6 separate regions of the Homo sapiens genome follow, and regions 1, 3, 4, 5 and 6 are each linked to region 2. A link is a contact called in ENCODE Hi-C or POLR2A ChIA-PET data. All regions are on one chromosome and are shown on one strand. Each heading gives the region's core, a stretch centred on a gene start or an enhancer-like site at or near the end of the contact. The rest is flanking DNA. Distances are from core to core; before and after follow the strand shown.

Region 1 (4,230 bases), core at 1,368-3,867, 210 kb before region 2:
ATATATATGTTATTTTCACCCTTCTGTGCCCATTTTTGCACACATTTTAGAAGTAAAAATATATGAGAAGATAGATATACACCAAGGATTGAAAAAGTTGGCCAAAATCTAGATACTGTGGTGGTCTAGATGGTATTTTAAAAGTTTAGACTAAAGGGCCCACATTTTTAAATGTGGAAAGATTATGTAAAAGGCCTTATCTTGAAAACTGAAGGGTGTAGGGCAATACACTGAGCTGAGATAGCACAGCCTGTGGGCTTCAAGTTCTCATAATGCCCCACCACTTTCTAGTCTTCCTTAAATCTGGACCCCAGAGGCATTCAATTTTCTAACTCCCAATGCCATGTTCAATGGCCATGTAACAAAGCAATTCTACCATAAGCCATCTAATCATAAAACCTGTGTAAAATTTTACAGTTACATTGTTGGAAATACCTTAGAAGTACAATATGAGGGTCAAAGGATATTCCCATTTAAAACTTAAATAGATATTTCCTTTAAATAAGTTGCACCAATTGAAATTCTCACAAACATGTATGAGAACGCCTATAGTCTTTATAGCCAACAATGACTAAGAGTAATTAATATTTCCCACTCTAAAAGATAAAAACTAGTAGCTAATTGCTTTTAATTTGCATTTATGTAACCACAAATAAGTTTTGCTTTTTTTCATGTCTATGGCCAATTCAAATTTTTGTGTCTATTAATATCTCTGGACCTTTTTTCATTATATTCTTTGTGATTTATAAATTATTTTATGTATTTTAAATAATAATTGATAGTCCCAGTTTGTCATCAATCTTTAAACATTGTTTATTGGGTTGGGGAAGGTTGTCACAGAGATTTTTAATTTTATGTGATCTGATCTATTAATATTTATAAGGGTCAATTTAGGAAAAATAAAAATATTGACTCGGTGCATTTTTTTCAAACAGGACAAATTTACCTTTCATTGTAAAAATAATGCACTCATTTTTAAAAAATCAAACAGTACAGTAATATTTAAAGGAGAAAGTAAAATTCTACCAGCTGTGATGGTCTATATTTTAAATATTATCCCCTGCCCCCCAAAAAACTTACTTTACACATTCATTGAGCCCCTTGGAGGAAAAAAAGTATATTCTTATATGTCACTATCTTTACTAAACAGAGGAATTTAACTCATTAAACTTGGCACCACTTTTCCACAATGTAAATATATAAGTTTGCTTACAAAGAAGGCACACAAAGGTGGCTTTCTAATCTTTCATTCTGAAATCCAGTGGTAGGGCTGTTCATAGAGCTGACAGAGCTGCACATGGCCTTTGGGACAGAGATGAGTCATCAGTGACCAAGTACACAGCAACCTGGGAATATTCCCTCCTATTCTGGTGGGCTTTCAAGGCTAATAATCAAGGGCTCTCGCCTTATCTGCTTCTTCCTTAGTCTTCTCAGCACATAGTGAATAGGCCATATTAATGAGGAAGATGAGGCATAGGTGCCTTTTTTCTGATATTTAAAATATGAATCACCATAGATGGTAAGATTCATGGTTAGTTGTACTTTCTCTTTTAAGTGTTCCTGTACTCTTTGAATTAAAATAATAATAATACATTATTTTCATAATAAAAGGTAAACTTGTTCTATTTGAAAAGTAATAAAGATAAATACACTTTACTGAAGAGTACTAACAGTCTAAGTAGTGTATAAGGACGGAGAGTCAGCAGCCTTATTCTGCACTGAAGCTGCCTACCTCCCCCATCTCCTCTGAAGACTTTATTTTTTATATTTATGTTTACAATCTAATCACTTTACATAAAACAACCCGTGAGTTTAAGCTCAATTTTTATTTCTCCAAATTCATTTATAAACTCTATTTCTCTAAATCCATCTGCCAGTGAGTACACATATTTGAGATAATAGGTATAATTATACAAACATTCAATTTTTTGTTTTACATTATTCACCTAAATAATCTCATGTACTTTTTTTTTTTTTTTTTTGAGATGAAGTCTGGCTCTGTTACCAGGGTGGAGTGCAGTGGCGTGATCTCCGCTCACTGCAACCTACACCTCCCAGTTCAAGCGATTCTCCTGCCTCAGCCTCCTGAGTAGCTGGGACTACAGGCATGTGCCACCACGTCCAGCTAATTTTTGTATTTTTAGTAGAGACGGGTTTCACCGTGTTGGCCAGGATGGTCTCGATCTCTTGACCTCATGATCCACTCGCCTCGGCCTCCCAAAGTGCTGGGATTACAGGCGTGAGTCACCGTGCCCGGCCCTCTTAGGTACTTTTCATTTCACCAAAAGAACCCCCAGAGATTTTATTTCTAATGTCTCTGTGGCATTCCATCTTCTTATTTTATATATATATTTTTTTGTGATTTGTTTAGCTATTACTTTCTTCTTGAACACTTGGATCATTTTAGGTTATAAATTCTCAGTGTTAAATTTGAAACATGTCTGTGCAATTACTTCTTTGGTTGTTTATTTGGGGCTTATTTTATTGAAGCCTCAGCTCCAGGTTAAAGGTTATGAACAGCTTTACAGCTCAAGTTAGTGGCACTTTCGGTGAAACAGCTGTGGTCTCGTCATGTGATTTCCTTTCACAGAGTGAGTTTCATTAGTACTAATGAAGGAATAAAGTAGAATTTCTCTAGTGGGAACCACCCAGCTGTGGTCTGCTGCCCATGACATTTTGCTCAAATTCCCTCAGACATGAGCACCACAGAAATTTTTTAAAAACGAGTCTGACCCATTCACTCAGGAAGAAAGAACTCCTCCGTGGGCAGTTGTCCCCTTTACTAGCTAGCCTCAACAAGTTGCTCCAATCACAGGGGGGTCTTAGTCCATTTGTTTTGCTATAGAGGAATACCTGAGGCTGGATAATTTATAAAGAAAACCGGTTTACTTGGCTCACAATTCTGTAAACTGTACAAGAAGCATGGAGCCAGCGTCTGCACCTGGTGAGGGCCTCAAGCTGCCTCTACTCATGGCAGAAAGGGAAAGGGAGCTGGCACAGGCAGAATACATGGTAAGAGGAAGCAAGAGAGAGAGAAGAGGAGGTGCCAGACTCTTTTTAATAATCAGCTCTCCAGAGAACTACTAGAGTGAGAAGGGAACTCACTCATTACGGAGAGGACAGCACCAAACCATTCGTAAGGGATCCACCTCCATGACCCAAACATGTCTCATTAGGCCCCACTTCCAACACTGGGGATCAGATTTCAACCTGCAGCTTGGAGGGCCAAATATCCGAACTGTAGCACAGGACCTCTGAGGGACTGACTGCCTCAACCCCAAAGCAGACAGCAGGTACCGCCCCACAGGTCCCAAGCCCATACCAGACATCATGTTGTACTCTTTCTAGAGCATGGCCTTATTACCAGAGTTACCCATGAACAGCTTGCCCATGGGCATGGCATCTTTGGAATCTGTGTAGTCCATATTGTGCAGGCTGTCAACCCTGCCCACCCTTCATACAACTCTCAACTCCAAACATCATGAACTCCACTCCCATTAACAAATAAATATCTTTTTAGGATTTCCTTCAGAACTTTGCCCCCAAACTCTATGCTCAACACAGTGGCCAGAGTGACCCATATAAATGTAGGCCAGATCCTGCCTTTCTTTTGTTCTACCCTCTCCCCTCCCTAAAGGCTTCCCAAACCAAAGGTCTTTCAATGGCTGAAAGACCCTGTGCAGTCTGACTCCCTGTTAGGTACCTGACCTTTTCTCCTCCCTCCCATCCACTCTATACTGAACACACTTGTCTTCTTTCTGTTCTCCAATGCATCAGACACACTCCCACCTCAGGATTTTGGCACTGCTGTTCTCTCAACCAAGAACACTTTTGCCCTAGAAGCCATCAGTGTGCCTCACTCCCTTGCTTCCTTTGGGTCTTTGGCCAAATGCCACAACTCAGTGAGCCTTCCTTAAATCTTTTTGAAATTGCAACCATCCCTCTCCTGCCACTTACTACTCTTCTTTTCTGCTTTTTTTCATAGTATTCATCAGCTATTTCATATACACCTTGTATTTATAATAGGTCTCTACCACTATACTCTAAGGTCCTTAAGAACAGAGATTTTTGTTTATTTTGTTCACTGCCATATCCCCAGTGACTCCCAGGATGAGTGACTTGTACATAGCAGGCACCAAACATGTATTTATTGAATGTGTTTCTCTGAACCCTGCACAATGCCAGGAGAGATTTACAGGAACAACCCCTGTCCTCCAGAAACTCTTAGTG
Region 2 (4,292 bases), core at 1,070-3,569:
CCTCAGAGCCAATAGGTAAACCCAAATTAAGCCTCTCTATCTCTCAGCTCTAACCACCCATGAGAGTGGATCACATTTTTTTCTCAGCCCTAACCACCCATGAGAATGGATGACAGATTTTGCCATCCTGACTCTCATAGTTCTATAATTATTCTTGACTTTGGAAAAACTTTGGGGAGCAAGTGATAAATGATGCACTTTTAGCTTTTTAAACCAATGGTTTTATGTTCACATAGAAATTTTAAAGTCTATCAATTCCGCTTACCTAAGAAGGCACAAAACAACTTCTTTCAAAGATCTCTATGTACGAAAACCTGACAATTAACAACGTCTTAGATTTATGTCTTATTATTTCCTTCAATTCAACTGTGCCAAAAAAGCTGCTTAAATTCACTGAGCTTAAACACATTTCTACATATGCACACAGGATTTCCCCTCATTGACTGTTTTTGGAATTACTTACACAGGTCTTCTAAGTAAAAAGGAAATATGCTTGTTTCACTTTTAAACTTTGAAATACACTTTAGCATTTGGTATACAAGTACAGTACTCCACTTCTGATCACTATTATGTCACAACCTCTTAGTATGTGTGTTGAACACAAATTCACAAAGTCAGGAAATGAATAATTCAGCCGCTCCATCAAGTGTACAAAAATAAGATGGGGCAAGAAACAACGCATAATTTGAACATCTGTATCTATCATAAATACATGAGATAAACAGTTCAATGATAGGGTAAGTGAAACATTAGTTGGCTTTATTTTTAAGTTTAGGGATTTCAAGAGATACCAGAATTGCCAGAATCTAACACAGCATTTTTCTGGAATGACAGCAGTTCATAATCCAACGTCACAGAAAGAAAAAAATGCAGTTTCAGAAATCCCCTGTGGCTGTGTGGTAAACCAAGGGACCAGCAGAACAGTTTCAGCCAGATGAAGGCCAAGTGGGTAAGAAAAGGTCCTAAACACATATTCTTTCTGGATCTGCTACGCAGTGGTTTAAATCGCTTTTCGCATGATTTTAAATGACTTAAAATGAAAATGAGATATCACTTTTTAAAATAAATGACAACCAAAACAGGAGTGGCTAAGAGTGGGAAACACCGGAAAGAGACGTTCTTTAAAATCATGCTAATTACTCTCAACGTTCAATTATCGAGGCGTTTTTCTAGCCTACCCACAGGGGCATCCTGTTTTCCCCCAAATTATGCAACTCGGTTCACTAAGAAAGGAAACCAATTCGCAGCCCATGAAAGATAACATTACGTCTTTCTCTGCTAGATATGGCTTATCCATTTTTTTTAAGGCACACACAACAAAAACAAGACCGCAAAAATTCCGGGCAGACTTCCGAAACTCGCCAAACTAAAGGCATAACTTGAGTTGGTTTTCAGCCCGGCTTCACCTTGATAACAGCAGTTTCCTTTTCTTTGACGGTCAAGTCTTTTTACTGAAAAATTCCATAAAAACTGAGAAATAAGTCATGACCTTTAACGCTATTCCCAAACCCTTATCCTCTGCTACAGCTTTCCACTAAAATATTCACAAGAAGAAAATTACACCTACATCAGACCCCAAATCTCATCATAGTTTATTAATTATGACTCAACAAAGCTGCTTCTTAGAGAGCGAGCGATCTCCTGGTCACTCGCCCGGCAGTCAGAGCTCGGCCGAGCGGTTTCTGAAGCCCCCCCGAGGCCCGCGGGAGGGAGCCGGTTCCGCGGGCCGGCGAAGGGCGTGTAGGTCAGGCAGGCGCCCGGCCCGGGCAAGGCGGGGAGTGGTAATTGATGGCTAAGGTGCGTACGTCCTAGCTCTAAGGAGGGCGCAGGGGCCACCCTCCATCTGGGGAGTCCCGCTCCCAACCTCCTAGGCGTGCGCGCCCCGAGTACGCAGCGGTGCGGGGCCGGCGGGTACCTGGCTGGCGCTCGGCGCGGGCGCCGCCTCTCGACCGGGACTCCACGGCGCCGCAGGAGGACACCGACGAGGCAGAGGAGAAGTCGGAGGAGTCGGAGCCGGGCGAGCCGGGCGCCGAGGGGCCCAAGACCGAGCAGCTGGCGTCGCAGGCGCCCGGGGCGGCGGCGGGCGGCGACGCGCCGTAGAAGTAGCTCAGGTTGAGCGGGCTGGTCATGAGGCCGCAGCCGCCCGCCGCGTCCCGCAGCCCCTCTCCGCCGCGGCTGTCGTCCAGCAGCTTGTCCACAATCATGCTCCCAGGCTGGGCGCTCGAGGACCCCGACACCTGCGCCACCGGCTCGCTGCGCGCGGCTGCCTCCCGGGCTGGCTCAGGGAGCTGTCGGCGGGCGGACGGCGCGGGCCAGTACGGGCGCGGCGCGGGACTGCCAGGGTATTTAACGGGCCGCAGCGCTCGCCGACCTCCCCGGCGCCCGGCCCGGCCATTGGCGGTGCCCGGGCCGCCTCCCAGCCCCTCCTCCGGATGCGTCCGATTTCCAGTAAAATGTACAGGATGAGGCAATGCGCCCTCCGCCCTCCGCCCTCGCCCCGCCCGCCCGGCTCCGCCCAGACCGACCGGTTGTTTGCCTGCCCTTCACCGGGAAACCCCGACAGCGCGCGGCTTCCAGCCTCCCGCTTCCCGCCTCCCGCCTCCCGCCTCCCGCCTCCGGGACCCCGTCCCTCGCCCGGGCCATCCCTGCCCTCTAGGCCCCCGCCGGGCCTGGGCGCCCGGGGAGAGGGCGCGCGGCGCAGGGCTGGGCCTGCAGAGGGAGGCGGGAGTCAGTGGAGGGAACCGGTTGGCCTGGTTCTTGGGGACTGGCAAGTCCTGGAAGGAGCGCGCCCCGCACCCCTCTGCCTGCCCCGGCGCGGCGAGCTGTTAGCCCAGTTAAGGCATCTCTGGAAGGTTCTTAAGGGCCTGTCTCCTCCGGCGCCCCAGCGTAGCCTCCCTTCTCAAACATAGCGTTTGTCGACGGTTTTAGGCAACATCCCGAACTGAAAGAGATGTTGGAGCATTTTTATGTTCTCAAATTATCTGCTGGGACGCAAATAATGTTTTAGGTGCAGCCATGAATAAAAAGTAATGCCACACTTCTGTATCCTTCAATACTAGAACAAAGCCATCTTAGCAAAATAATACACAAACATGTAGGTGCTGTAGTATATGTAGATATAACTTTTAAAATTCTGCATAGCTTTACACTATCTGATAAACTAACACAGTAATTTTGGCCTTTCCTATCTTGAATACTTTTTTCCAATGGATTTATACAACTATTTGTTCAAGTCCAACTAGCAAAAAATGCGGGAATGATAAGGTTAAGTACACACATGCTATGTTTAAATAAACCGATTATGATTAAATAACACGAGGGATACAAAGTTCAGTGAGCCACCTAAAAGGAGAAACAACAGGTCTGGTAGAGGAAAAAGGAGGTCAGGAGGAAAATCTTTGCAGGGGTGGTGGCATTTAAGATAGGTCCTAAAGGATGGGTGGGATTGGGGCCCACAGCATTTACAGAAAGAACAAGAGCAAAGAATTAAGGAGAGGGTTCATATTAGAGTGTATAGTCCCCTTTTACGATTGTCAAGAGGAGAAGATGGCATTAAATATAAAAGATAACTTGGTGCCTTTGGGTGGAGCACCTCCAGCAGCTGAGACACTGGAATTTTATTTAATAAACATTGAGAAAACATGAATTTTAGGTAGGCAAAATTAATCTGCAAGCAGTTGAGAGAAGATGAGGAGCCCAGAGGCCATTAGGATCCACTGCAGTAGCCCAGGAGAGAAATGACTGGGCACTGGGGCAGATACAGTGGGAAAGGAGAAAGTAAATTGACAGAAAGCAGAGCTGGGCAGCATTGCTAGGGCAGAACCCACAGGTCTCGCTCTTTTGGAGGGGGGGAGAAATGAAAGGGTCCCCAGTCAGGCCATGGCTTGGAGCCACGACCAGGTGAACAGGGCCACCAGCTCCAGATCACAAGGGATCACAGAGCAGAATGTTTGGGTTTTAGGACGAAGGGGGGGACACGATGAGTTTGGATTGTTACTCAGTATTAGTAGGTGGCATAAGACCCTGGTGGGGGTAGGTCCAAAGTAAATACAGCCATACCCCACAAAATGATGTTTAAGTCAATAATGAACTCCATGTACAATGGTGGTCCTGTAAGACTGTAATACCATATTTTTACTGTTTCTTTTCTATGTTTCCATATGTTTAGATAGACAAATACCTCTGTGTTACAGTTGCCTACAGTATTCAGTACAGTAACATGCTGTGCAGGTTTATAGACCAGGAGCAATAGACTATACCACAGAGCCTAGGTGACTAGCAGGCTAGACTAT
Region 3 (4,487 bases), core at 1,718-4,217, 190 kb before region 2:
CACTCTCTTCTGGCTTGTAGAGTTTCTGCTAAGAGATCAGCTGTTAGTCTGATGGGCTTCCCTTTGTGGGTAACCTGACCTTTCTCTCTGGCTGCACTTAACATTTTTTCCTTCATTTCAACCTTGGTGAATCTGACAATTATGTGTCTTGGAGTTGCTCTTCTCAAGGAGTATCTTTGTGGCATTCTCTGTATTTCCTAAATTTGAATGTTGGCCTGCCTTGCTAGATTGGGGAAGTTCTCCTGGATAATATCCTGCAGACTGTTTTCCAACTTTGTTCCATTCTCCCTGTCACTTTCACGTACACCAATCTGACGTAGATTTGCTCTTTTCACATAGTCCCATATTTCTTGGAGGCTTTGTTGATTTCTTTTTATTCTTTTTTCTCTAAACTTCTCTTCTTGCTTCATTTCATTCATTTCATCTTCCATCACTGATATCCTTTCTTCCAGTTGATCGAATCGGCTACTGAGGCTTGTGCATTCATCATGTATTTCTCGTGCCATGGTTTTCAGCTCCATCAGGACCTTTAAGGAATTATCTGCATTGGTTATTCTAGTTAGCCATTCGTCTAATTTTTTTTCAAGGTTTTTAACTTCTTTGCAATGAGTTCGAACTTCCTCCTTTAGCTCAGAGTAGTTTGATCATCTAAAGCCTTCTTCTCTCAACTCGTCAAAGTCACTCTCCATCCAGCTTTGTTCCATTGCTGGTGAGGAGCTGCGTTCCTTTGGAGGAGGAGAGGTGCTCTGATTTTTACAATTTTCAGTTTTTCTGCTCTGTTTTTTCCCCATCTTTGTGGTTTTATCTACCTTTGGTCTTTGATGATGGTGATGTACAGATGGGGTTTTGGTGTGGATGTCCTCTCTGTTGGTTAGTTTTCCTTCTAACAGTCAGAAACCTCAGTTGCAGGTCCATTGGAGTTTGCTAGAGGTCCACTCCAGACCCTGTTTGCCTGGGTATCAGCAGTGGAGGCTGCAGATCAGTGAATATTGGTGAACAGCAAATGTTGCTGGCTGATCGTTCCTCTGGAAGTTTTGTCTCAGAGAGGTACCCAGCCATGTGAGGTGTCAGTCTGCCCCTACTGGGGAGTGCCTCCCAGTTAGGCTACTCAGGAGTCAGGGACCCACTTGAGGAGGCAGTCTGTCCATTCTCAGATCTCAAGCTGCATGCTGGGAGAACCACTACTGTCTTCCAAGCTGTCAGACAGGGACATTTAAGTCTGCAGAGGTTTCTGCTGCCTTTTGTTTGGCTATGCCCTGCCCCCAGAGGTGGAGTCTGCAGAGGCAAGCAGGCCTCCTTGAGCTGCGGTGGGCTCCACCCAGTTCAAGCTTCCTGGCCACTTTGTTTACCTGCTCAAGCCTCAGCAATGGCGTGTTCCCCTCCCCCAGCCTCACTGCCGCCTTGTAGTTTGATCTCAGACTGCTGTGCTAGCAACAAGCGAGGCTTCGTGGCCATAGGACCCTCCAAGCTAGGTGCGGGATATAATCTCCTGGTGTGCCATTTGCTAAGACCATCGGAAAAGTGCAGTATATGGGTGGGAGTGACCTGATTTTCCAGGTGCCGTCTGTCACCCCTTTTCTTGGCTAGGAAAGGGAATTCCCTGACCCCTTGTGCTTCCCGGGTGAGGCAATGCCTCACACTGCTTCGGCTCACACTTGGTGCACTGCACCCACTGTCCTGCACCCACTGTCTGACAATCCCCAGTGAGATGAACCTGGTACCTCAGTTGGAAATGCAGAAATCATCTGTCTTCTGCATTGCTCGTGCTGGGAGCTGTAGACTGGAACTGTTCCTACTTGGCCATCTTGGAACCGCCCCCTCTTCCACTTATTATTCACTGGCCAGAACTAGGCATGTGGCCCCAACTGAAAGGCAAAAGAGGCTAGAAAATAAATGGAAACACATACAATGTTTGGTGAGCACTAGCTCTTTATGTCACAAGTGAATAGACTACATACTATAATAATTTTAATTTTTAAAAAATGGTTATCTCAGGATAACTTTATGGAATGTTGAAAATACAAGTTTACCTAACATCTGTTGTTCAGTTGTACATATAATCTACATTGTGTTTATACTGTGATTCCTCTGTGCCAGACTGAAAACATGAAGTAGACAATAGTAAAATAATTTCAACAAATGTCAACTGAACAAAATTTGAGATTACCTGGTAAATTGAGTATTAGTTTGGATATCCCTCTCCCGAAGATGTATTATAATGGCAATTGCTTTCTTTGCCAAGGAGTAATATTTATCTGTAAGGCTTTTTCCAATTAAGAAAATATTCAATGATGATAAAGTAGAAATATGATTTTTTTTCCTTCACTCTTCCAGATAGAAAGCAAATTCTGCCTGGTGTGGTGGCTCAAGACTATAATCTCAGCACTTTGAGAGGCCAAGGCAGACAGATCACTTGAAGTCAAGAGTTCAGGACCAATCTAGCCAACATGGTGAAACCCCCATCTCTATTAAAAATACAAAAATTAGCCAGGCATGGTGGCATGCACCTGTAGTCCCAGCTACTTGAGAGGCTGAGGTGGGAGAATCACTTGAACCTGGCAGGCAGAGGTTGCAGTGAGCTGAGATCACACCACTGCACTCCAGCCTAGGCAAAGAAGCAAGACTCCAAGAAAGAAAGAAAAGACAGGGAGGAAGGGAGGAAGGAAGGAAGGAAGGAAGGAAGGAAAGAAGGAAAGAAGGAAGGAAGGAAGGAAATTCTATCTTGGGCAGGAGTTGTAGATACATCATTATCCTGACAATCAGAACCATGATTTGGAAAGATTAATCTGATGGAAATATGCAAATAGGTTAAAAACTATTGTCAAAGAAAGCAGTTAAGCAGCTCATACCAAAGTTCAGCTGTGAAGTAAATGATGACTGTGTGCCGTTTCACACAAGAAGTACTTCATGAATAGGAACCTTCTTTCAGACTGAAACCAGAAACAATCTTAGTTGCTAAACTTCATTAGGAGAGAAGTTACCATGCATAAATGATATGTCTTATGACCACCGGATCTTCCAGATTCCCCTTCCAGTATGTTGGTGCCTTCAAGTGAGAGAGATAAAGTTCTCTCAGCTTCTTCTCTTGTGGCTGAGTTTGCCACAACCAGCAGCCCTGACACACACTATTGGTAAACAAAGCAGAAGTAATGTCACAAGGCATGGGCTTGCCGAGAAGGGTGCCCAAAATAGCAAACCTCATAGCTTAATTTAGAAGAATCTTTACAATGTCAAGCTTACAAAGGTTAAAAAAAAAAAAAAAAAAAGAAACAAAGAAAGAAAAAAGAAATGTGGGGCTAAGCATGGTGGTTCATGCCTGTAATCCCAACACTTTGGGAGGCTGAGGGCTGAGGTGAGGATATCTTGGGGCCAAGAGTTTAAGACCAGTCTGGGCACCATAGTGAGACACTCTCTCTAGAAAAAAAAAAAACTTAAAAATTAGCCCAGTGTGCTAGTTTGGGCCTGTAGTCCTAGCTACTCTGGAGGCCGATGAAGAAATCTCATGAGCCTAGGAGTTCAAGGCTGCAGTGAGCTATGGTCATACCACTGCACTCCAGTCTGGGCCACAGAGCAGGACCTTGTCCAAAAAAAAAGGGAATGTGGTAGCATTTTCAACAAGTATAAACTATGTGGTCTTGTCTATTCACAGATCATTTAAAGATGAAAGCTTTAATTGGGGGGAAAGCCATATCAGCCAATGGCACTGTGAATTTTTGGCAGAGGCATCATCAATTCTAATAACTTTTATCAAAACCAATGGTTTTAAGCATTCAAGCTTTTATTTACCCCTCTGTGGTCTGAAATAACCATTGGCGTTTGGAGCTGTTTTTGTTTATTTAATTTGGTTTTGTTTTAATTGGTCTTGAAGTCAACATACTCAGGATTTGCAATGTAGAAATGAGTTCTATGAAGGCAGCAGATTCTTGATTTCTTTCGGTCTATAAGTCTTCCCCATTAAAAGCCTATACTCTGGCCAATAAGAACTAGAAGTAGAAAATAAAGTTAAAAGCAAGCTCAACATAGTGAGGTTCTAACTCCATATGTTGCGTTTATGGAGGCTTGTTTCTCTAACTCTTTCCTGGTCCTCAGACACCATGGGAGAATAAAAGTAAGCCACTGGTACCTTCTTCTGCCGTAAACTTTTCTCCAACATAAACACATATTTATGTTGACATGAACATAAACACACAGTCACACACACTCATTGCTTTGGAAATGGTAATTCCCATTAGAAACATGCAAGTTTAAATTTAATGTTCTTTGTACTTAGTGGTAATTCACTTATACTTATTTTCTTTGAGAGAGTGAGACAGGAAAGAATCTCAAGAATCTTTAAAGAAATGCAGAGAAGGCTAGCTGTGCCAGGTAACTGACGAAAAGCAAATTAAGGTCTCCGTTTTCAAAAGAAGAATGAAGTTAGATTTCACAAACTCAAATAATGAAAATATTATCAAAGGCAGGCTGAGCACAATGTCTCATGCCTGTAA
Region 4 (4,693 bases), core at 276-2,775, 150 kb after region 2:
AAAAATCCAATAAGTACTCTAATTACCCCAGGTCCATTTAAGCAGGGCTTAAATGAAATCCATACATTGTAACTGGTTAACAAAGTCACTAAAATTTTTTCTTTTTTTTTTCTGAGACAGGATCTTGCTCTGTCACCCAGGCTGGAGTGCAGTGGTACAATCACGTGTCACTGCAGCCTCAAACTCCTGAGATCAAGCGATCCTCCCACCTCAGCCTCCCAAGTAGCTGAGACTGCAGGCATGCACCACCATGCCCAGCTAATTTTTTTTTTAGATTTTGTAGAAACAGAGTCTCTCTAGGTTGACCAGTCTGGTCTCAAATTCCTGGCCTCAAGCTATCCTCTGGCTTTGTCCTCCCAAAGTGCTGGGATTACAGGCATGAACTGCCACACCCTGCCCAAATTTCTTGTAATCTAAAGGCAGAGCCAGCTTCAAGTTGTGTGACCAGTGCAGTTGCATACGGCACTGTGCTAAGGAGGGTCCCATACTTGGGGTTTAATTTTCTGCTGTTGCTGTCTTGAAAGTCTAATTCTATCTTTAATTTTGTGTTTTATCAGTGAAGTAGTACAAGAGAATAATAGAGCATGTGCCTAGGGCTTGGTGTCTCAGCTAACGTGCAGTACCGCTTTCTGCTGCTTCCCCAGCTGCCTCCACGGGCTGAGTCTGCAGTTCCCTGACAATGGCCTATCTTTCCCCTCCCCTCCAATACTACTGCTGCCCTCCTCCTTCCCCCAAGCTGGCAGCACCATCATACATTCTGCAAGTGACTTGATGCCCACCCCAGATCCAAGTACAAAACACATACAAGGGGGTTTACCTGTCCTCTGTGGGTTTGGCCAGGAGGACAGTGGAATGAAATGGTTTGTTAGACTTTCCTGCCCCCAGCCAGGGCACTGCATGTTGGTCCAGTGGCTGGCTGGAGGTGGAACTCAACAGCTGGTGGGCCATGTGGGTGCGTCAAATCACCTATGGCCCCTGGATACCAGTGAGTGCTGCACTGGCTGAGTAAATGTCCTCACCTGACAAAACATGATGTTAAATAACAAATGAAAAAATACTATGAAAAGTGGAGAGACAGATTGCAGAATAAAGGAAAGTGCCTTATATTTTGGTATCTTTAATAGCACCTTTTTCTGTTTTTTTTTTTTTTTTTGAGACAGAGTCTCGCTCTGTCACCGAGGAGGCTGGAGAGTGCAGTGGCACGATCTCAGCTCACTGCAACCTCCGTCTCCTGGGTTCAAGTAATTCTTCTGCCTCAGCCTCCTGAGTAGCTGGGACTACAGGCGCCCGCTACCACACCCAGCTAATTTTTGTATTTTTAGTAGAGATGGGGTTTCACCATATTGGTCAGGCTGTCTCGAACTCCTGACCTCATAACCTGCCTGCCTCAGCCTCCCAAAGTGCTGGGATTACAGGCATGAGCCACCGCACCCGGCCTTCTACGTCTTTGAAAAAGGGACCTCACACTTTCATTTTACACTGAGCCCTGCAAGTTATTTATGTAGCTAGTCCTGTCTATAGGTGGGGTTTTTTGTTGTTTTTTTGAGACAGAGTTTCACTCTGTCCCCCAGGCTGGAGTGCAGTGGTGCAATCTCGGCTCACTGAAACCTCCCCCTCCCAGGTTCAAGCGATTCTCGTCAGCCTCCCAAGTAGCTGGGACTACAGACACCTGCCACCACACCTGGCTAATTTTGTATTTTTAGTAGAGATGGGGTTTCACCATGTTGGCCAGGCTTGTCTTGAACTCCTGACCTCAGGTGATCCACCCACCTCTGAAGGGATGGGTTGCCCCTCCACACCTGTGAGTGTTTCTCTTAAGGTGGAATGAGAGACTTGGAAAAGAAAAAGACACAGAGACAAAGTATAGAGAAAGAAATAAGGGGACCCAGGGAACCAGCGTTCAGCATATGGAGGATCCGCGCCGTCTCTGAGTTCCCTTAGTATTTATTGATCATTCGTGGGTGTTTCTCTGAGAGGGGGATGTGTCATGGTCACAAGACAATAGTGGGGAGAGGGTCAGCAGACAAACACGTGAACAAAGGTCTTTGCATCATAGACAAGGTAAAGAATCAAGTGCTGTGCTTTTAGATATGCATACACATAAACATCTCAATGCTTTACAAAGCAGTATTGCTGCCTGCATGTCCCACCTCCAGCCCTAAGGCGTTTTCTTCCTATCTCAGTAGATGGAACGTACAATCGGGTTTTATACCGAGACATTCCATTGCCCAGGGACGGGCAGGAGACAGATGCCTTCCTCTTGTCTCAACTGCAAGAGGAATGCCTTCCTCTTATACTAATCCTCCTCAGCACAGACCCTTTACGGGTGTCGGGCTGGGGGACGGTCAGGTCTTTCCCTTCCCATGAGGCCATATTTCAGACTATCACATGGGGAGAAACCTTGGACAATACCTGGCTTTCCTAGGCAGAGGTCCCTGCGGCCTTCCGCAGTTTTTGTGTCCCTGGGTACTTGAGATTAGGGAGTGGTGATGACTCTTAAGGAGCATGCTGCCTTCAAGCATTTGTTTAACAAAGCACATCTTGCACAACCCTTAATCCATTTAACCCTGAGTTTGACACAGCACCTGTTTCAGAGAGCACGGGGTTGGGGGTAAGGTCATAGATTAACAGAATCTCAAGGCAGAAGAATTTTTCTTAGTACAGAACAAAATGGAGTCTCCTATGTCTACTTCTTTCTACACAGACACAGTAACAATCTGATCTCTCTTGCTTTTCCCCACATTTCCCCCTTTTCTTTTCGACAAAACCGCCATCGTCATCATGGCCCGTTCTCGATGGTCGCTGTCTCTTCGGAGCTGTTGGGTACACCTGCAGACTAACAACAGACAAAACAGGCACACAAGGATTAATATGAGATTTATAATCATAGTACTTCCGATGGTCTTAACCCAAGTGACAGGGTTAAGATTTGCGAGGCCATCAGCAACTCCTGCAATTGCCTCAGTTCCTGGCATCAAATTTAAATGGGCTTTTGATGCTTCGAAAATTTGTTATTTTAATTTGGAAATGTCTAAAGTGAGATTATCTTCTCTTCCCTGTAGATGGCGTCTAACCATGTCCCAGTGATGCTCAGACTCATTATAAATTTGGGGTGTAATACAAAAATCTGACGTATTCCAGTCACACTGTAACTGGAAACAATGTTCTAAGCTCATGAGTCTGTCTCCCATCCAAATGACAGTTTGTCTAAGATCATTAATTTGATTTGCCAATTTTTGATCAATACTAGATTGTGAATTCCACAATCTTGTAGAATTCTTTTGCCAATCATTAACAAAGTTTACCGACTGAACAGAAGAGTGCAATGCAACTCCTGCCACAGCAGCCGTAGCTGTGACTGCAATTAATCCCATAATCACTGCAATTAAGGTAAAAATGAATCTTTTGGATCTATTTAAAATGCCTTTTAATACTTCAGTCAAAATATGGATGGATGGCGAGGCCTCCCACGGTCAGTCCACGGACACAGAGATCCACACGCCCTCTCTTGCTCTCACCAGCAGAATACGGTGCCGCCAATTAAAAGTTGAATCAATGCAAGTAAACAATCTACAATTTTCACAGGTTATAGTTTGGGAGTCTGGTTTAATAACTATATTTCCTACAACTAGCATATAAGAGGGCTTTACGCAACTTTGTAAAGGAACCGTTAGACTGGAATTTAGGTCGATAGTATAAAATGGCTTACGATCTCTTGTTTCTAAAGTTTGATTTCCAGACCAAATTCTAATGTGGTGTCAGGCCAAAGCCTCCATAATTCTGGATGTTCAGGACCAGAAACAGGACTTATTATTTCTGGTCTTGGGGTAGAGATTCCTTTTTCTCCCCATTCCCAAGGGTAGAAAGACTGTAATTTTTTATGCTTATGTTTGTCTAGACTTTCTGTTAAGTCGCTATCAACAGCTGGACTCACTTGTGCACTTGGACACGACTGAGTTTGTCCTGAGCAATTGTGGTAGAATTGACCTCGAGGTGCCCAATCTATAATAGTTCCGAATTCATTGTTTTGTAATATCACCGCACTATTGGCCACACATTCTTCCCAAACTAAAACTTCTGTATTTTTTGATTCTTTGGGAATTTCCTTGGGGCAAGGTTTCCCTTTAGGTCTAAATTTTAATGATCTTTGATAAGAAAAGTCTTGTAAATAATTTACCCGTGGCCTGAGTGACATCCCGCTTACCATGTGATAAGTGAATCTACTGTTAGGACTGACAGTAGGTACTTCTACCAACCAATTTTGGACTGCAGGCATTAAACATCCTGGTGCTCTCCCTAGGCAAATAGGAGGATAACGATACACAATGGAAATATTTATCATCATCCCTTCTTCCTCAGGTTTGGCAGGGCAGCGATCATCTGTGGGGCCAGGTACCCATACACTATCATTAACATATACTTCTATAGGATTATCCATCCATGTGACTGGGGTTACCATCTCTGTGGAGGCCCTTTTCTTTGCATCTCCGATGGGTTCATTGTAGAACTTCAAATGTCTAGTGGGTATCCAAACAGGAAGCTGATTTTCTCCTGGTGAAACACAAGCAAAACCTCTCCCCCACGTTATCACCTTCCCTATTTCCCATGTCTTATTTTTATTATCTTTCCACCAAATTAGTTTTCCTTCATGTGGGCTGTGCTTTTTACCAGTAAGATGTTGTTTTGCAGAAGT
Region 5 (4,577 bases), core at 288-2,787, 240 kb before region 2:
TTAACATTAAGTCTAATCTAAGCACATGGTTTAGTAGTACTTCCACGTGGAGGAAGCATTACTTAGTTGGCACCGGAGTATGTGTTCTTAAAATGCAAAACTGACTTATTTACCCATTTACATCAGTTAAGAATTCACTTTTTAAAAGTTATGTCCTTTAATTGGTGGTATTTCTTATAAAGTTTTTAAAAATTAATTACCTAAATTTTTTTCCACAGTGATGATGGGTTTGTCCTGACTTGTTCATGGCCTCTTGCTTGGGTTTCCTTGTAAACAGGGGCAAAATGTGTAAGACGTCTTATGGGGCTTAGCACTGTAGCTAAGACATAAATAGGCTTTTTAAAGATTGTTTCCTCTGTACAAAATTCAGTGACTCAAATAGGAGGCAAATTTGTGAGCTTGTCGCCTTTACCACCATATTCAGGTCAAACAGGGTAAACTATGGAGCCCAATGCACCAGTGAGTGAGCCAACACTCACCGAGTGGTAATAATAATAGAATTGGTAGTAATTACCATTAACGGAATACCCTGTATGTACCACATGTTGTGCGTCTAAATTAGCCCTCACAACTACTCTGTAAAGTGCTATGGAAAGCACCACGGACACTGTGAACTTCTGTGTTCCATTCTCAGATGATGAGTCAATAGGAGCAATGAATTCCTCTGATTGTGTCTGGGGTAGGATGAAGAGTTAATACAGGACCTAAGTTAACCCAATCAATGAAGCGAAGGATTTATATTCCAGACTGGAAGGTTGGAAATTTCTTTCTGTCTTCAGCTAGACAGAACTAGAAAGCATTCATCTCTATTGTCACTGGCAACCACCTTATAATTACAAAGGGAAGCAGCTGGAGATGACATCTATATCTGGCAAAGGAAGACGTGGAAATATCCTGTGTCACCAATGACATTTGAGCCACTGATTGTTCTGCACCAGAAACCCACGCTATTTCTGGGTTTCCAATTAATTACATGAGATAATAAACTTACCCGTTGCTTAAGCCCATTTGAAACTGGGTTTTCTGAGACTAGGCTTCTTAACACAGATAGCATTCCAAATGATGCAGATATTACTATCTCCATTTCACAGAGGAGAAAATTGATGCCTAGAGATCCTAAGTCTCTTCCTCAGTGTTACACAGCTAACAAATTGCACGTGCACAGTAAGAGTCCAGGTCCTGCGCTTTGTCCTCAATCACATTTCCTCTCCAAATTAAGTACTAAAGCCCCTTACTTTCACAGCATGTGAACAGAATGCTTAATGGCCTCTTGTATGGGTAAAAATGCACTTGAAAAAGTGGAAGAGTTTTGTCATTCTATAGCTATTTCTCTGTTAAAAGCAAATGGTAAGAGTTAAACAATAAATCCATGAGTCAAAGACTGATGCTATTAAATATATCAGCCATGATTTTAGAGTCTAAAAATACACCAAACACCAGACTATAAAATGTTCTTGACGTCAATAGACGACTCAGCAGTCAGTTGAGGTCACTTTACAACCTTTCCACAACTGCTTCACAGAGAAACCTATGCTTTTCTCAGGACCATAAAAATACTGGACCGCACAGGCAGTCAGCCGTTAACTACACAATACACTAAATTCTTGTAAACTATGGGTTATGAGACTATCCACGGACAATTCATATAATCTCATGACCTGAACATAAAGTACATCCTGTAAAGAGAGCATCACTTGTCTTTTTAAATCTGCATTACCTGTTTTTAATGCATTTAAGTTTGAACCTATGCTACTGAAAAAAATCTTCAGAGCTAACAGTTTCTGCCATTTGGTAAAAATTCAATGAAATCCATTCAATTGTTTTAATAGCTAATTAGCTGTGTCCCATTACTGTTTATCTCAGGCTCTAAAACATTGTCTGAAGGCATTTTCACAGCTTCATGTCACTAGGCATCTTTTCATCTGGAGTTTAACGGCAGCAACTACAAAAGAAGAATCGATCCCCTCTCTCCTCTCCCAGTGAGCACTTGCCTCTGAGGCTATTCCCTCTCTATACTTACATTTAAAATAAATAGATTCCTATGCAAAAAGTGGTTCGTTCAATGGGGAAGGAAAACCAGGCCCCAGTGTTTGTACTTAACTGGCCCATTAAAACCTTAAACTTAGATTTGAATCTAAGTTCATGTGCCATATCAACATAACTTCTGGCACACCTGATGCAGCTCATGGATCTGATAGCTCATAAATTCTCCCCCCACTGAAGTTATGTCCAAAGGCCAAATACAGAAAGACATTTTATTTGTGTGTGAACAGATTATGGCTTTATAAAGCACCAGCTTTGGAGCAGAGCCGTAATTTATGGCATTCAGACAGTACAAACAAGGATAAAGAAATACTATTATTTTCACCATGGAGCATTGAGTAGAAAAGAAATATAAATGTTAACCCATCTGGCATCACTGCATTGCAATATATCTGTTTTATGTTCTGTGTGAGATGAGATTTTTTTAATGCTTTTAAGATATCAAAATAAATTGCACAGACTTGTGATACCTTGGGGGTTCTACCTGGTGGCTGATATGATGGGGTGAACTACACACACAATAAAAGGGTTTATAAAGTTTAGAAATTGCCTAATCCAATATATTGGGAAGAATCAGATAAATGATGCAGGCCAAGAGAAGTTAGGTGTATGAATGCCAGCCCACATAATACAAGGACATTATTCTTGGGTCTAGGTAGACAAAATGTATTAGACTATTTGTAACTTCCATTGTGTTACAGAGATGTGGCCTCTGAATTCCAGAGCAGCTGACCTGTAGTCCCCAAGTCAAAGTAAGCTCTGTCTGAACGAATTCTCTTGAAAAGATTGGTCCTGAGCTTACAGGCCTCTGTTTGTGTGTACATCTAAAAATAACCTGGAGAATTATACTGCTAATAGGAAGGAAGATGCCACACATTTTCTTCTGTTTTTGGCCTTTGCCTGCTTTTCTATAAGATAGCTTGATTTTTATATCAATTCATCATGTCTATTTTATGTTTTGTAGATATTTTTGCCAGTCCATCATTTGTCTTAACTTTGCTTATGGTATCATTTGCTCAATCAGAACTTAAAAAAAAAGCAAAATTTTAATCTAGTCAAGTTTATCCATCTTTATTTATAGTTAAGAATGTCTTCCTCACACATGGTGAAACAAACTTTCTCTGAAATTTCTTTGAATATTTTCACTATGTTTTTTCATTTATGTCTTTAATCAATCTCAGATGGTTTTTTGCATGAGCTGACATAAATAAATTTTCAAAAACATGAAAAGATGCCCCTTGCATCACATCTGACAGGAAAATATAGCAATATGACATACCACTACTTTCAAATCAGAGTGGCAAAAATTGTACAGTAATCTTTGATGGGTAGTGTGTATATAAAAAGGATTCCTGCATACTGTCACTTGGCCTGTGATTTGCTATAGCCTTTTTGAAATGTAATCTGATGACACATTTCATTTGATAATCTAATACTTAAAAATAAAAAAGCACTGATGTATAATATTTAAAAAAGAAGTTCAGTGCATCTCTGTTTATTAACAGTAAAAATCGGCCAGGCACAGTGGCTCATGCCTGTAATCCCAGCACTTTGGGAGACCAAGGTGGGTGGATCGCCCACAGTCAGGAGTTCAAGACCAGCCTGGCCAACATGGCAAAACCCTCATCTCTACTGAAAATACAAAAATTAGTCGGGCTTCGTTGTGCTTACCTGTAATCCCAGCTACTTGAGAGGCTAAGGCAGGAGAATCGCTTGAACTCAGGAGGCAGAGGTTGCAGTGAGCCGAGATTGCACCATTGCACTCCAGCCTGGGTGACAGCAAGACCCCATCACAAAAAAAAAAAAAAAAAACAGTAAAAATTATCCATATGTCTGTCATTAGAAAGACTCCTGCACAGCCAGTTTATTTGGAAGGTGACTCCAAGAGGGGATCATGGGACCAGGGAGAATGAGGCGGGGAAGATTGAAAAGCCCAATTAAAAATGGAAGTTGATCACTCCTGAAAGCAACAGCACTTGATTCTGCCTCCTGAATAACTTACAGAATTGCCCACTGGCGGTCAGGAGGTGGGAGCACAGCCATTAGAGAGAAACTCTAGAGAAAAAAAGCAAAACAACTCAAGACACATACTTGAGTCAAGATGCTGTCAGCACAAGCTGATTCTACATTCACGTGGAACTGTCCCCTTCAAGTGTGGCTGACATCAGAGGTGGCCCAACTGGACATGTCATGAGGCTCCTGGTAGGTGAACGTTTGAATAAATTATGGTATATCAGTCATATAGAAAATTATGCAGCCACTTAAAAATGAGTGAGATACACATATATTGACCTAGAAAGATGTAATAATATATTAGCAAAGTAAACTATGGCACACCCTTTTTGTCATGTTTTCCTTTTTAAAAACTTTTTTAATTTTTGTGGGGACATAGTAGGTGTATATATTTTATCATATTTTCCTTTTTAAAATTAAAAATATACGTGTGTACTTATATATCTTTATATGAATATAGAGGAATGTCTGAAAGGATATATACCAAATTGTTAACATTTGTTTACTCAGAGATGGAAAGT
Region 6 (4,541 bases), core at 384-2,883, 160 kb before region 2:
GCCCCTACTGGGGGGTGCCTCCCAGTTAGGCTACTTGGGGGTCAGGGACCTGCTTGAGGAGGCAGTCTACCCGTTCTCAGATCTCAAGCTGTGTTCTGGGAGAACCACTACTCTCTTCAAAGCTGTCAGATAGGGACACTTAAGTCTGCAGAGGTTACTGCTGTCTTTTTGTTTGTCTGTGCCCTGCCCCCAGAAGTGGAGCCTACAAAGGCAGGCAGACCTTCTTGAGCTGTGGTGGGCTCCACCCAGTTCGAGTTTCCAGGCCACTTTGTTTACCTAATCAAGTCTCGGCAATGGCAGGCGCCCCTGCCCCAGCCTCGCTGCTGCCTTGCAGTTTGATCTCAGACTGCTGTGCTAGCAATGAGCGAGACTCCGTGGGCGGAGGACCCTCTGAGCCATGTGCGGGATATAATCTCCCGGTGTGCTGTTTTTTAAGCCCATTGGGAAAGCGCAGTATTAGGGTGGGAGTGACCCGATTTTCCAGGTGCCATCTGTCACCCCTTTCTTTGACTAGGAAAGGGAATTCCCTGACCCCTTGCGCTTTCTGGGTGAGGCGATGCCTCACCCTGCTTCAGCTCATGCACAGTGCGCTGCACCCACTGTCCTGCACCCACTGTCTGGCACACCCCAGTGAGATGAACCTGGCACCTCAGTTGGAAATGCAGAAATCACCCGTCTTCTGTGTCGCTCACGTTGGGAGCTGTAGACCAGAGCTGTTCCTATTCAGCCATCTTGGCTCCTCCCAGCAACAAAGACTTTTTAAAGAGGAAAAAGACACTGGCTAACTTATCTAGATTTTAAAAAACTTAAACATTAGTAAATCAATTAAAGCATTACATTTTTTAAAATGCATCATGATTAAAGGATTTATTCCAAAAAATCAAGTTTGGCTTAACATTATCAGAATGTCCAGACAGGGCACGGTGGCTCACGGCTGTAATCTCAGCACTTTGGGAGGCTGAGGCAGGCGGATCACGAGGTCAGGGGTTCAAGACCAGCCTGGTCTTGAAACCCTGTCTCTACTAAAAATACAAAAATTAGCCAGGTGTGATGGCATGCGCCTGTAATCCCAGCTACTCAGGAGGCTGAGGCAGGAGAATCGCTTGAACCTGGGAGGTGGAGGTTGCAGTGAGCAGTGATCACACCACTGCATTCCAGCCTGGGCGACAGAGTGAGACTCTGTCTCAAAAAAAAAAAAGAATGTCCAATGTATCGCACTAAATTATAGATTAAAGGAGAAAAATTATATTATCAAGAAAAAGCAAAATATTAACCAAACACAAAAATCTGTTCATGATTGAAAAGAAGGAAAAAACCTTTCCACAAACTAGGAATAGAATGGACATTCTACAATCTAATAAAGACATCTATGCCTTTATTAGGCATAATGCATAATTAGGCATTAAGAAAACAAAAAGCTTGTGTTTTCTTAATGGCAAAATATTAAATGTTTTCTCCCTAAAATTGGGAACAGGGTAAAAATGTCTGCTTTTATTGTTTTTATTCAACATTATGTTTGGGTTTCAGCTTCCTTGAGCAGGGAGCTTGCTCTTGAGAGAAGTGACTTCAGCTGAGGCATTTCCCGCAGTGTGGACTGAAAGCTGAGGGTTATTTGCTGGCAGTACTCCCAGAACTTGGTAAGAGCTTCACTCCTGAGGGAGAATTTAAGTGCCTCATTACTGTGTCCATTACATATTTTGTTTCTGAATCCTCTACATGACCTGTTAAACACAATTATAAAATGAAAAAAATACCCAGAAACAGTGCTAAGAAAGCCCCTCAATAGAAACTGTGGGCAAATGTCCTTTGTAGCTCATGAAGAAGGTTGTCCCCATCAGAGGGAAAAAAATATGGCTGCTGAGTTTTAGAACATTTATTTAAAGATAGAGTTTTGTCTATTTACTTCTATCAGAAATTATCAGTGTGTCTATGACTCAAACTTCCTCTAAGTTTTTATGTTCATATATTCATATTCTTTGAGTCATTTGTTCAACAGTAAAATCATCTATAAAGTTAGTCTAATCCCAGCAAAATTTCCACCACAGCTTTCTTTTTTGGAACTTTTCAAACTAATCTCAAAGTGTTTGTGGAATAAAAAATTTGCAAAAATAACCAAAAACCTTTTTTAGAAAGAAATATATAAATGGTGTGGGGAAACATGCCTTACCAGGTATCAAAGCATAAAATAATGTTACAGGAATTCAAGAAGTATATATCTGCCCTAAATTTAGCAAAAAGATGAGTGGACCAATATAGAAATTACAAATAAGACTTATGAATATAAGAATTAACATTTTTGACAAGTAGTAAAATGAAGGAATGTTCCATAAATGTTACTAAAATATATCTAATAAATGCATTATTTTCCGACTCTATCAAAATTAAAAGTTCACAAACACTTCACATTTACCTAGAATGGATAACAGTGGATATTGACTATATACATTTACCGGATCACCTAGGCATCCATCAGAGCAACAGAGGGTAGAGGATAAATCCTACAAATATTCAGGGGCCTGTCACATCAATAAATTTTTTAGGGGGCTAGTGGCCTGAAGTATGCCATGATGTTACCTCCGAAGTAGAGGACAGATTCTTGTACTTTGCACCTCCCACCAAGAAGGAATACAACCCTTAATAGACTTGTTCAAGTTCTGGAGATAGTGTATTGCATATCTAAGATATTGGTTCTACCCATTCACTAGGATACATGAAAGGCTTCCAGCTTTGAGTAGGACCTCGAGCAGAGAAAAGCTATGAAATAGGACTAGATTCTGGTACAAGTGGCCCTGCTTTTTAAATTATATAACCAGTAGTCATTATTGCATTAGAGACATCATTAGTGGGGAAAGATGTTGTGCAAAGTTTATGACAAACACTAATGAGAGAGCAAGATTATGCTCCCTGCAGTGGAGAATTACTCAGCTTACAAATGACAGATTCTGCTGTTCCACTGAACTCTAGTAGAGATGAATAGCTTGTTCGTGGGACATTAAGTGGACAAGTGGCCAGAACTACTGATCATGAGCTGTCAGATCCACAAAATCATAAGGTCAGATGGAACCAGAAGCAGGCCATTAAAATGTGCAAGTGCCACATCTGGGATTTAGCATGAACAAAGCCAGAGAGTTCAAAAAGGACACATGAGCAGCTAGCCTAGATCTGCATGTCATTGTCATCCACCACTACTGCACCAACTCATATATGTGGTCACATAGCAATTACCATGTGACTAGCTCACTATGATCATTTTATGTGTCAACTTGACTGGGCCATGGGATGCACAGATATTTGGTCAAAGAGCATTCTGAGTCTTTTCATAAGGATGTTTTGGGATGAGATTGATATTTAAATCAATAGATTAAGTAAAGCAGATGATCCTCCACAATGTAAGTGAGCCTCATCCAATCAGCTGACAGCCTCAGTAGAAAAAGACTGACCTCTTCCAAGAAAGAATTCTCCTGCCTGACAGCCTTCTAACTGAGACATGAGCTCTGCAGATTTTGGACTTGCCAGTCTTCAAAATCGTCAGTTGATTCCTTATAACCAATATCTTAAGATAAATATAAATCTTTTAGGAAATAGGTAAATAGATTAGATAGGTAGATAGATAGATAGATGATAGATAGATAGATAGATAGATAGATAGATAGATAGATAGATAGAAAATAGATAATAGATAGATAGAGATAATTAATTCAGCTTCTCTGCAGAATGCTGACTAGTAACAGATTTTGGTTCTGAAAGTGGTTCCAGAGGAACAGAATCTGCAGGATGAATTTTCTGAATTGGTTCTAGAGTTTCTGAAATTGGCTCTCTAATCTGGCTAGTTTTAAAGATACGAGTGACTCTATTTCCAGTAGTAAAAATAGCATTGGTAGTCCCTAGCGTGATCTGGACTATCACGAATAATAGAGGTACACAAAATATTACCACTGAATACTCCCAACCAAACACTTATAAGAAGCAAGCATCTAGTGACCATGTATATAATATTTTTGAGCATTGTTGTCAAACTAACAAGTATAATGAGATTGCCTGGTTGTTCCTTGTCACTGAACAAAATGGAGAAAGAAAAGGATGAGCTCAAGCATTAAAGTTTTTTGCATAAAAATGACATGAAAACTTCTATATCTGCCCTAAGACATTTATCTCCTGTAGCTGCAGAACTGACGTAACTGAAACCATACCCAAGCTCTGTATCCTGTGACTGAATTACAATGCAAATTACTTTCCCAGCCTATCATGTATTGTTTTCCTTCTTGATAGGAAGTACATAGTACAATAATCTGCCCTTTATTTTGGAAGTAATGTCCTGGCATGCTCCAGGCCACTAAACTCCTAAACATTTTATTGATGTGATAGGACGCTGAATATTTGTAGGATTTGTCTCCTATTCTCTGATGTTCTGAGGAATGTCCAGGTGATGAAGGTAAATATATATAATCAATATCCACTGTTATCCATTCTAGGTAAAGATGAAGTATTTGTGATTCTTCATTTTGCTACTCATTAAAAGTATTACTCATTCATATATGCAT

The links. A loop is a pair of places that touch in the nucleus more often than their neighbours do. ChIA-PET counts read pairs that join two places held with the same protein, here RNA polymerase II (POLR2A). Pooled maps may share reads with other maps.
Region 1: a loop to region 2 is called in a map of GM12878, with 2.6 times the contacts of the local background. The contact joins the enhancer-like site here to the promoter of NFKBIZ in region 2. A Hi-C loop is called at or near these places in 5 of 168 maps with a recorded cell type or tissue (B cell, CD4-positive, alpha-beta memory T cell, GM12878 and 2 more), 28 of 37 single-sample maps with no recorded cell type and 15 of 50 pooled maps. POLR2A ChIA-PET finds 5 or more read pairs at or near these places in 17 of 52 experiments (A549, AG04450, B cell and 13 more).
Region 3: a loop to region 2 is called in a map of GM12878, with 2.8 times the contacts of the local background. The contact joins the enhancer-like site here to the promoter of NFKBIZ in region 2. A Hi-C loop is called at or near these places in 3 of 168 maps with a recorded cell type or tissue (B cell, CD14-positive monocyte and GM12878), 21 of 37 single-sample maps with no recorded cell type and 10 of 50 pooled maps. POLR2A ChIA-PET finds 5 or more read pairs at or near these places in 7 of 52 experiments (GM10248, GM12878, activated B cell and 4 more).
Region 4: a pooled map shows a loop between it and region 2 (3-fold over the local background). The contact joins the enhancer-like site here to the promoter of NFKBIZ in region 2. A Hi-C loop is called at or near these places in 2 of 37 single-sample maps with no recorded cell type and 7 of 50 pooled maps. POLR2A ChIA-PET finds 5 or more read pairs at or near these places in 2 of 52 experiments (GM10248 and WTC11).
Region 5: a map of PC-3 shows a loop between it and region 2 (3-fold over the local background). The contact joins the enhancer-like site here to the promoter of NFKBIZ in region 2. A Hi-C loop is called at or near these places in 7 of 168 maps with a recorded cell type or tissue (PC-3, endothelial cell of umbilical vein, left colon and 4 more) and 16 of 50 pooled maps. POLR2A ChIA-PET finds 5 or more read pairs at or near these places in 20 of 52 experiments (A549, AG04449, AG04450 and 14 more).
Region 6: a map of endothelial cell of umbilical vein shows a loop between it and region 2 (2.9-fold over the local background). The contact joins the enhancer-like site here to the promoter of NFKBIZ in region 2. A Hi-C loop is called at or near these places in 3 of 168 maps with a recorded cell type or tissue (PC-3, endothelial cell of umbilical vein and mammary epithelial cell), 4 of 37 single-sample maps with no recorded cell type and 8 of 50 pooled maps. POLR2A ChIA-PET finds 5 or more read pairs at or near these places in 15 of 52 experiments (A549, AG04449, AG04450 and 12 more).

Annotation. Positions count from the first base shown.
Region 1 is chr3:102,058,103-102,062,332 of GRCh38, reverse strand. No RefSeq gene overlaps it. Among named protein-coding and RNA genes, the nearest start is that of RDUR, 120 kb to the right of the region's middle. Within about 2 kb of position 2,617, at least 3 of the 41 ENCODE cell types and tissues checked have a DNase peak (open chromatin) inside an H3K27ac peak, as active enhancers do; they include B cell and GM12878, where a contact is called at or near this core.
Region 2 is chr3:101,847,541-101,851,832 of GRCh38, reverse strand. NFKBIZ (NFKB inhibitor zeta) reads right to left here and starts at 2,319. Exons shown (of 12, transcript NM_031419.4): 1 at 1,916-2,319. The coding sequence starts at 2,204. RefSeq lists silencers at 2,421-2,592, 1,641-2,840 and enhancers at 2,334-2,628, 2,423-3,260.
Region 3 is chr3:102,037,256-102,041,742 of GRCh38, reverse strand. No RefSeq gene overlaps it. Among named protein-coding and RNA genes, the nearest start is that of RDUR, 99 kb to the right of the region's middle. Within about 2 kb of position 2,967, at least 4 of the 41 ENCODE cell types and tissues checked have a DNase peak (open chromatin) inside an H3K27ac peak, as active enhancers do; they include B cell, CD14-positive monocyte and GM12878, where a contact is called at or near this core.
Region 4 is chr3:101,698,096-101,702,788 of GRCh38, reverse strand. LOC124906262 (endogenous retrovirus group K member 5 Gag polyprotein) reads right to left here. Exons shown (of 3, transcript XM_047449415.1): 3 at 1-4,693. Among named protein-coding and RNA genes, the nearest start is that of RPL24, 14 kb to the right of the region's middle. RefSeq lists enhancers at 1-188, 252-1,010, 1,011-1,770, 2,531-3,290. Within about 2 kb of position 1,525, at least 3 of the 41 ENCODE cell types and tissues checked have a DNase peak (open chromatin) inside an H3K27ac peak, as active enhancers do.
Region 5 is chr3:102,087,016-102,091,592 of GRCh38, reverse strand. No RefSeq gene overlaps it. Among named protein-coding and RNA genes, the nearest start is that of RDUR, 150 kb to the right of the region's middle. Within about 2 kb of position 1,537, at least 5 of the 41 ENCODE cell types and tissues checked have a DNase peak (open chromatin) inside an H3K27ac peak, as active enhancers do; they include PC-3, where a contact is called at or near this core.
Region 6 is chr3:102,004,408-102,008,948 of GRCh38, reverse strand. No RefSeq gene overlaps it. Among named protein-coding and RNA genes, the nearest start is that of RDUR, 66 kb to the right of the region's middle. Within about 2 kb of position 1,633, at least 8 of the 41 ENCODE cell types and tissues checked have a DNase peak (open chromatin) inside an H3K27ac peak, as active enhancers do; they include PC-3, endothelial cell of umbilical vein and mammary epithelial cell, where a contact is called at or near this core.